2 separate regions of the Homo sapiens genome follow, and region 2 is linked to region 1. A link is a loop called in an ENCODE intact Hi-C map of the cell type or tissue named here. Cell type or tissue: GM12878. All regions are shown on one strand. Links, peaks and the distances in the headings refer to the core of each region. The heading gives the core; the rest is flanking DNA.

What was found. Hi-C counts contacts between places; a loop is a spot of excess contacts. Peaks named below come from ENCODE experiments on the same cell type or tissue, not always from the same donor. Only the 100,000 strongest peaks of a DNase experiment are listed, where the experiment ranks them.
Region 2: it touches region 1 in a loop (2.2-fold over the local background); 8 of 110 quality-filtered maps call a loop at or near these places.

The regions. Positions count from the first base shown.
Region 1 is chr22:35,052,950-35,055,762 of GRCh38, reverse strand. No RefSeq gene overlaps it. Among named protein-coding and RNA genes, the nearest start is that of ISX, 12 kb to the left of the region's middle. In GM12878, for the core only: no CTCF peak of the experiment used is centred there; a DNase peak (open chromatin) is centred at 1,511; H3K27ac peaks cover 2,123 bases.
Region 2 is chr22:35,223,490-35,226,302 of GRCh38, reverse strand. The region is part of intron 1 of LINC01399 (long intergenic non-protein coding RNA 1399); the gene reads left to right. Among named protein-coding and RNA genes, the nearest start is that of LINC01399, 6.2 kb to the left of the region's middle. In GM12878, for the core only: no CTCF peak of the experiment used is centred there; no DNase peak of the experiment used is centred there.

The DNA.
Region 1 (2,813 bases), core at 193-2,692:
TATGTGATACTGTCTTCCTGAGCAGAAGAGGGCTAGGTCATATGTGCTGAAGGATCAGGGACAATGAAAGGAAGATAGCCTATCATGGGGATGATCTGGTGAGAGCATCAGTAGTTCTCAGTGGACCCTTAGTCCTTGTATTATTTATTTGCCCTTGAGATCTGCATTTGACATGGCTTCCTAGGGAAACCAAGATACTTTAGTCTGTCATTCTGAGCTCATGTTTGACTGATTCTTTTTCACCCCAGATTTTGTTGAGAACATTTGAAGCCTGCCGAGTTCTAAGCCCCCTTGCTTGGGAAAGAGATCTGGTTCCTCCCTGCAGGCTGGGCAGATCCTGGAGAGAGTTACAATGCTCAGAGCACAACATAGAACATAGAACAAAACCCTTTCAGGGTTTAGCAACCAGAGAGTCTGGACTTGACTCAAAGTGGACTCACATCCCTCTGGGTGGTTATGTTCAGGCTGCTTGGACCTTGAGTTGTGTATGATGGTTAAAAGCCTCCATTTATATCACATATTTCAAGTTAGTCATAATAATGTCTGAAGAACAGAATGTCAGGGTTGGCGTAGGATTTTCAGGGTCCCATTTAAACTGCTCTGGAGTAGAACTAATTTACCATAGATCATCTCCTTATGAACAGATGTGTCAAGCTGAGTAGACAAACTTTCACCAATGGATTTATAAAGCACTAAGCATTAGCACATGGCATGAATCTGGGGAAATTATCCGCTCAACCCTTCATTCAGCAAACATTCTTTTGGTGCCTACTATGTGTCAGACACTACACTAAGTAGGAGAGATATATTGAACCAGACCGACATGGCTCCTGATGTGGTCATAGATCAGAGAGGACACTAATGATAAACAAATAGAGAAGTGATAAAATAGTTACAAACTATGGTAAGTAGTTTGAAGGAGTCAGTGCTGTAAATTGTATTACAGTTAGCCTTTCTTATTTATTACTAAATTTAGGATGGTGATTTTCACCCACAGACAGAGTGATAATATGTCTCCCATCTTAACCCTTGGTATTGCCATGCTTAAGGCTATTAATTCATGGTTGCATCTCAAAAGATGGGGCTGTTGAGAAAAGGGGAATGGAACTTGCAAATTGCTGAAAATTGCTTTTTTGAGAAACTCTTGAAATGCTGAGAGACACCTTGGGTACACTCCATTACCACTGTTGATGGGGTTGTCGGAAAATTAAAACTGGCTTTTAGTTCATTTTAATTTGAGTAGCTGTGGATTTTGTCCTTCATTCTTGGTTTGATAAATAATGTCAGAAAAAAACCCAAAACAAATGAATAAAGAAGTAAAACAATTCTTAAACTGCGGCCACTGTTAGCTGTGTGAAAAGGGGTTTGGTTTGGAAGTGGCACAATAATCAATATAAAACTTAAATCTTGCTATATAGTCATATTGCATCTTGTTGGGGATTCATTTTCAAGGATGTGACTCAAGGTTATGAACGTTAGAATTACAGTACTCCAGGAAGTCCCTTAGGTAAGTACCTTACTGAGATGTGTGCATTGGCTCTGGGGAAGTCCCAGGTGGCAAGTTTTTCTTCTCTAGAGTTGGAAGAAATGGCTGTTTCTTCAGAAAAGTCCTAGATGGGACAGTTGGCTTGTAGAGTTCATGTTTAATCTCTTGACTTAGACTTGTAGTGGCGAGATGAGAGACCCAGAGAAAGGACTGATGGAGGGCTCAGTCCTGTCTTATGCTCACTCAGGATGGTGGCTTCCAAGGCCCCAGCTAGGTGATTCTGCAGCTTAGAATCACCCAGGGAAAATGTTCACAAAGCTGGGCACAGTGGCTCATCCCTATAATCCCAGCACTTTGGGAGGCCAAAGTGGGAGGATCACTTGAGCCCAGGAGTTCAAGAGCAGCCTAAGCAACATAGTGAGACCCCATTTCTACAAAAAAATAGAGAAAAATCAGCCAGGCATGGTGGCACGCTTCTGTGGTCCTAACTACTGGGGAGGTTGAGGCAGGAGGATGGTTGAGTTCGGGAAGTTGAGGCTGCAGTGAGCCATGATTGTGCCACTGTACTCCAGCCTGGGTGACAGAGTGAGACCATGTCTCAAGAAAAACCACACAAACCCCCATAAATTCTCTGTGGCTGGGCCCCACCCACACTAATTATGTCAGAATCCTTTGGGGAGAGAGCTCACACACAACTTCAAGCTAATACATCTTTCAGGGAGAACATATTCTGGGGATGGTTACCCTTAGCAGGAATTTGGAGGGTGAGATTTCTGAGGTCCAGTTTCAAAGTGATACCCTAAATCCCTGCTTCTGAAACTTCAATGTGCATTGAAATTTTCCAGAGTCTTATTGAAAGTGCAGACTCTGATTCTGTACGCTTGTTTGGTTAGACCTGGCATTTCTAACAAGCGGCCAGGTAATTTGCCTGCACCCATTGAGTGGCAAAGCCCTAGGTGATACGTGGAATTAAGTACTGTGACATTTGAGAAGTGTTTCCTTAGAGCGTGACCCCAACCCTGGCTGCACATTAATATCACCTGGGTAACTTAAAAAAAATACCAGTGCCAGGTCTCTCCCCCTGGAGTCCTCCTGATTCAGTTGGTTTGGGGTGGTTCCCCAGCGGCAGTAATTTAAAGAAAGTTCTCTAGGTGATTCTAATGTGCAGCTACGGTTAAGAATGTCTGCTCTAGAGGCTTGCTGTTTTTTTTTGTTTGTTTTTAGCTTGAGATCAATGCTGCTCAGTAGAAATATAATGCATGTGAATTACTTACCTGTGACTCTGTGATAAATTACCCAGGGCTTAATTATTCACACCGTTTCTGAG
Region 2 (2,813 bases), core at 247-2,746, 170 kb before region 1:
AGAGTTCGTTCCGACTCAGCAAGGTTGCTGGCCTTTCATGTTCCCACACTACACGGTTGTTGGCTCAGGACTGCACCCAGGGGCCTGTGAAGGTGCCCAAGGGCCGGCTTCCAGAGACACTCAGCGGGTGCAGCCTTTAGAAGCAAAGGCACACAGGACCCAGTAAGAATCATAAAAAGGCCAGGCACGGTGGCTCATGCCTGTAATCCCAGCACTTTTGGAGGATGAGGTAGGTGGATCACTTGAGGTCAGGAGTTTGAGACCAGCCTGGCCGCCATGGTGAAACCCCGTCTCTACTAAAAATACAAAAATTAGCTGGGCATGGTGGCACACGCCTGTAATCCCAGCTACTCGGGAGGCTGAGGCAGGAGAATTGCTTGAACCTGAGAGGTGGAGGCTGCAGTAAGCCAAGTTTGCACCAGTGCACTCCAGCCTGGGTGATACAGCAAGACTCCATAGACCCCCACCTCAAAAAGAAAAAAAAAAGAATAATAAAAAAGTACAAGTAGAGCACCTACAGTGTCCCCAGCATCATGCTTACTGGACTCTGGGGGCTGTTTATCTTATTGTCCAAACTTGTTTTTCCAGTGACCAGCTCCTCCTGTTTGTCTGACCCTAACTTTCCACCTTTAAAACTCCTGTCTGAGAAGCTGAGGCCAGCTGCAGTGGGAAGAAAAGGGTACATGGAGAGTGTCACTTTTTCTGAGGGCACCGCTATTCACCCCCCATCCTACCCCCCATTCTTCCAACATCCATCACAACTCATCACCATTCACATAAACTTTGACACACACTTTGTGTATTTCCATAATGTTGTCAGCTGCCCATAGAGCATTGAGAATATATTTCCCCATTCTAGAGTGTTGGTAACTCAATGTATAGCAATTTATTCCACAAACACAGACAGTAACTCAACTGGTGAGAGGAGAAAAAATAAAAAAAGGATGCTACCAAACCACCACTGTCTCAGCACTGGAAATCAAAATGGTAATGCATGGAATAGATTTCTGCAAGTAATAGGCTTGGTCGGCAGAAGTGTGAGCTGAATTAAATGCCTTCTAAGTAAATCTCAGCGTGAGTTATCTGTTCACTCAGACATGCACGCATGGAGACTGGAGTCTGTGTGGACAGACGGCACATGCTGTAACTTCCATTATCCCACACTGAGATTCTTTGTGAGTAGCCACAGTCAAAGGAACTGGATATTTCCTGATCACTGTGACAGGTGGCTACAAGTGTGAGGAGAGGCATTCATTCATTCCTTTATTAATTCATTCATTCTTCAAGCCTTTGTGAGGCCCCAGATGTGCCAAACATTGTGTGGGGCATTGAAGGTGCAGAGATACAGGGGTGAATCAGACAAGGTCCCTGTCCTGTGGACTCAAAGTCTGATGGTGGGGACAGAGCAGCAGACAGTTCAGGTAGTGAATGTTAGCATGCTGCAAAAGCAGGCAAGGTTGCAGGCTCTGCAGTCAGACCAGCAGCGTTGGAATCTGGGCCCTGCCACTTACTCGGTTGGGGAAGATGCTTCACCTAAGTTTCCTCATCTATGAAATGGGGCTAGAAATACTGTCTGTCTAAGGGTGGATGTGAAGATGAGGTGACATAGTGGGGATAAAATGCATAGCAGAGGCCAGGCATGGTGGCTCATGCCCGTAATCTCAGCACTTTGGGAGGCTGAGGCAGGCAGATCACTTCAGGTCAGGAGCTCGAGACTGTCATGGCCAACATGGTGAAACCCTGTCCCTAGTAAAAATACAAAAGTTATCTGGGCGTGGTGGCACGTGCCTGTAGTCCCAGCTGCTTGGAAGGCTGAGGCAGGAGAATCATTTGAACTTAGAGGCGGAGGTTGCAGTGAGCCAAGATCGCATCACTGCACTCCAGCCTGGGCGACAGAGAGAGACCCTGTCTTAAAAAAATAAAAAATAAAAAAGCATAGCCGAGAGCCTGATTATAGTAAGTGCTCAATAAATATTAGTTGTTGCTACCACTGTTACTGATACCCATACAGAGCTCAATGTAAGGAGTCAGGAATGTTTCTGTTGTACACACATCAGGTGGGTGGCAGTCCAATGACCACAACCAAGGAAGATTTAACACAGGGATTTCATTGCTTGCAACAAGGAAGGAGGACATTGGGGACAGTGCCCAAAGCAGTGCGTCCCCAAACAAAGGTGAAAACAGGGCATTTATTAGGCTGATTAGCTGAGCCATTATATGTACAGGTGCAGTTGCCGAGCATGCTTCTATGGACGTCACATCCATAGAAAACAGCCAATAAGCTCCTCCCTGGATGGGGTTTTTTAGTGTGGTGATGAGGATAATTCCCCAAAGTTCACTCGAATTCAGGCATCTCTGGAGCTAACCAGTTTTGGTTTTGCCAGGGTTAGGCTTCTTTTTGAAACTTTTGAAACAACAAAAATTCAAAATGCAACAGTTACAACTGGGTACTTTTTGGACAATGAGTATCCCCAAATCCGGGGATCCTGGGTTACATTTTGATGGAGGAGGTGATGCTCATTTAGAGATTTGAGCAGTGTTGGTGCACCTGAGTCAGGAAAGGGACTGAAGTGCAGAGGAGGAAGGATGAACAAAGGCTCAGAGTGGGCAGAAGCTTCAACAACAGACATTTATTTTCTCATGGTTCTCAGGGTTAGAAGTCCATGATCAGGGTTCAAGCCAATTCCATTTTTGGTAAGGACTCTCTTCCTGGCTTGCAGACAGCTTCCTCTTGCTGTGTTCTTGCATTGCCTTGCTTTTGTGCATGTGCAAACAGAAATTGAGATCTCTGAGTGTCTCTTCCTCTTCTTTTC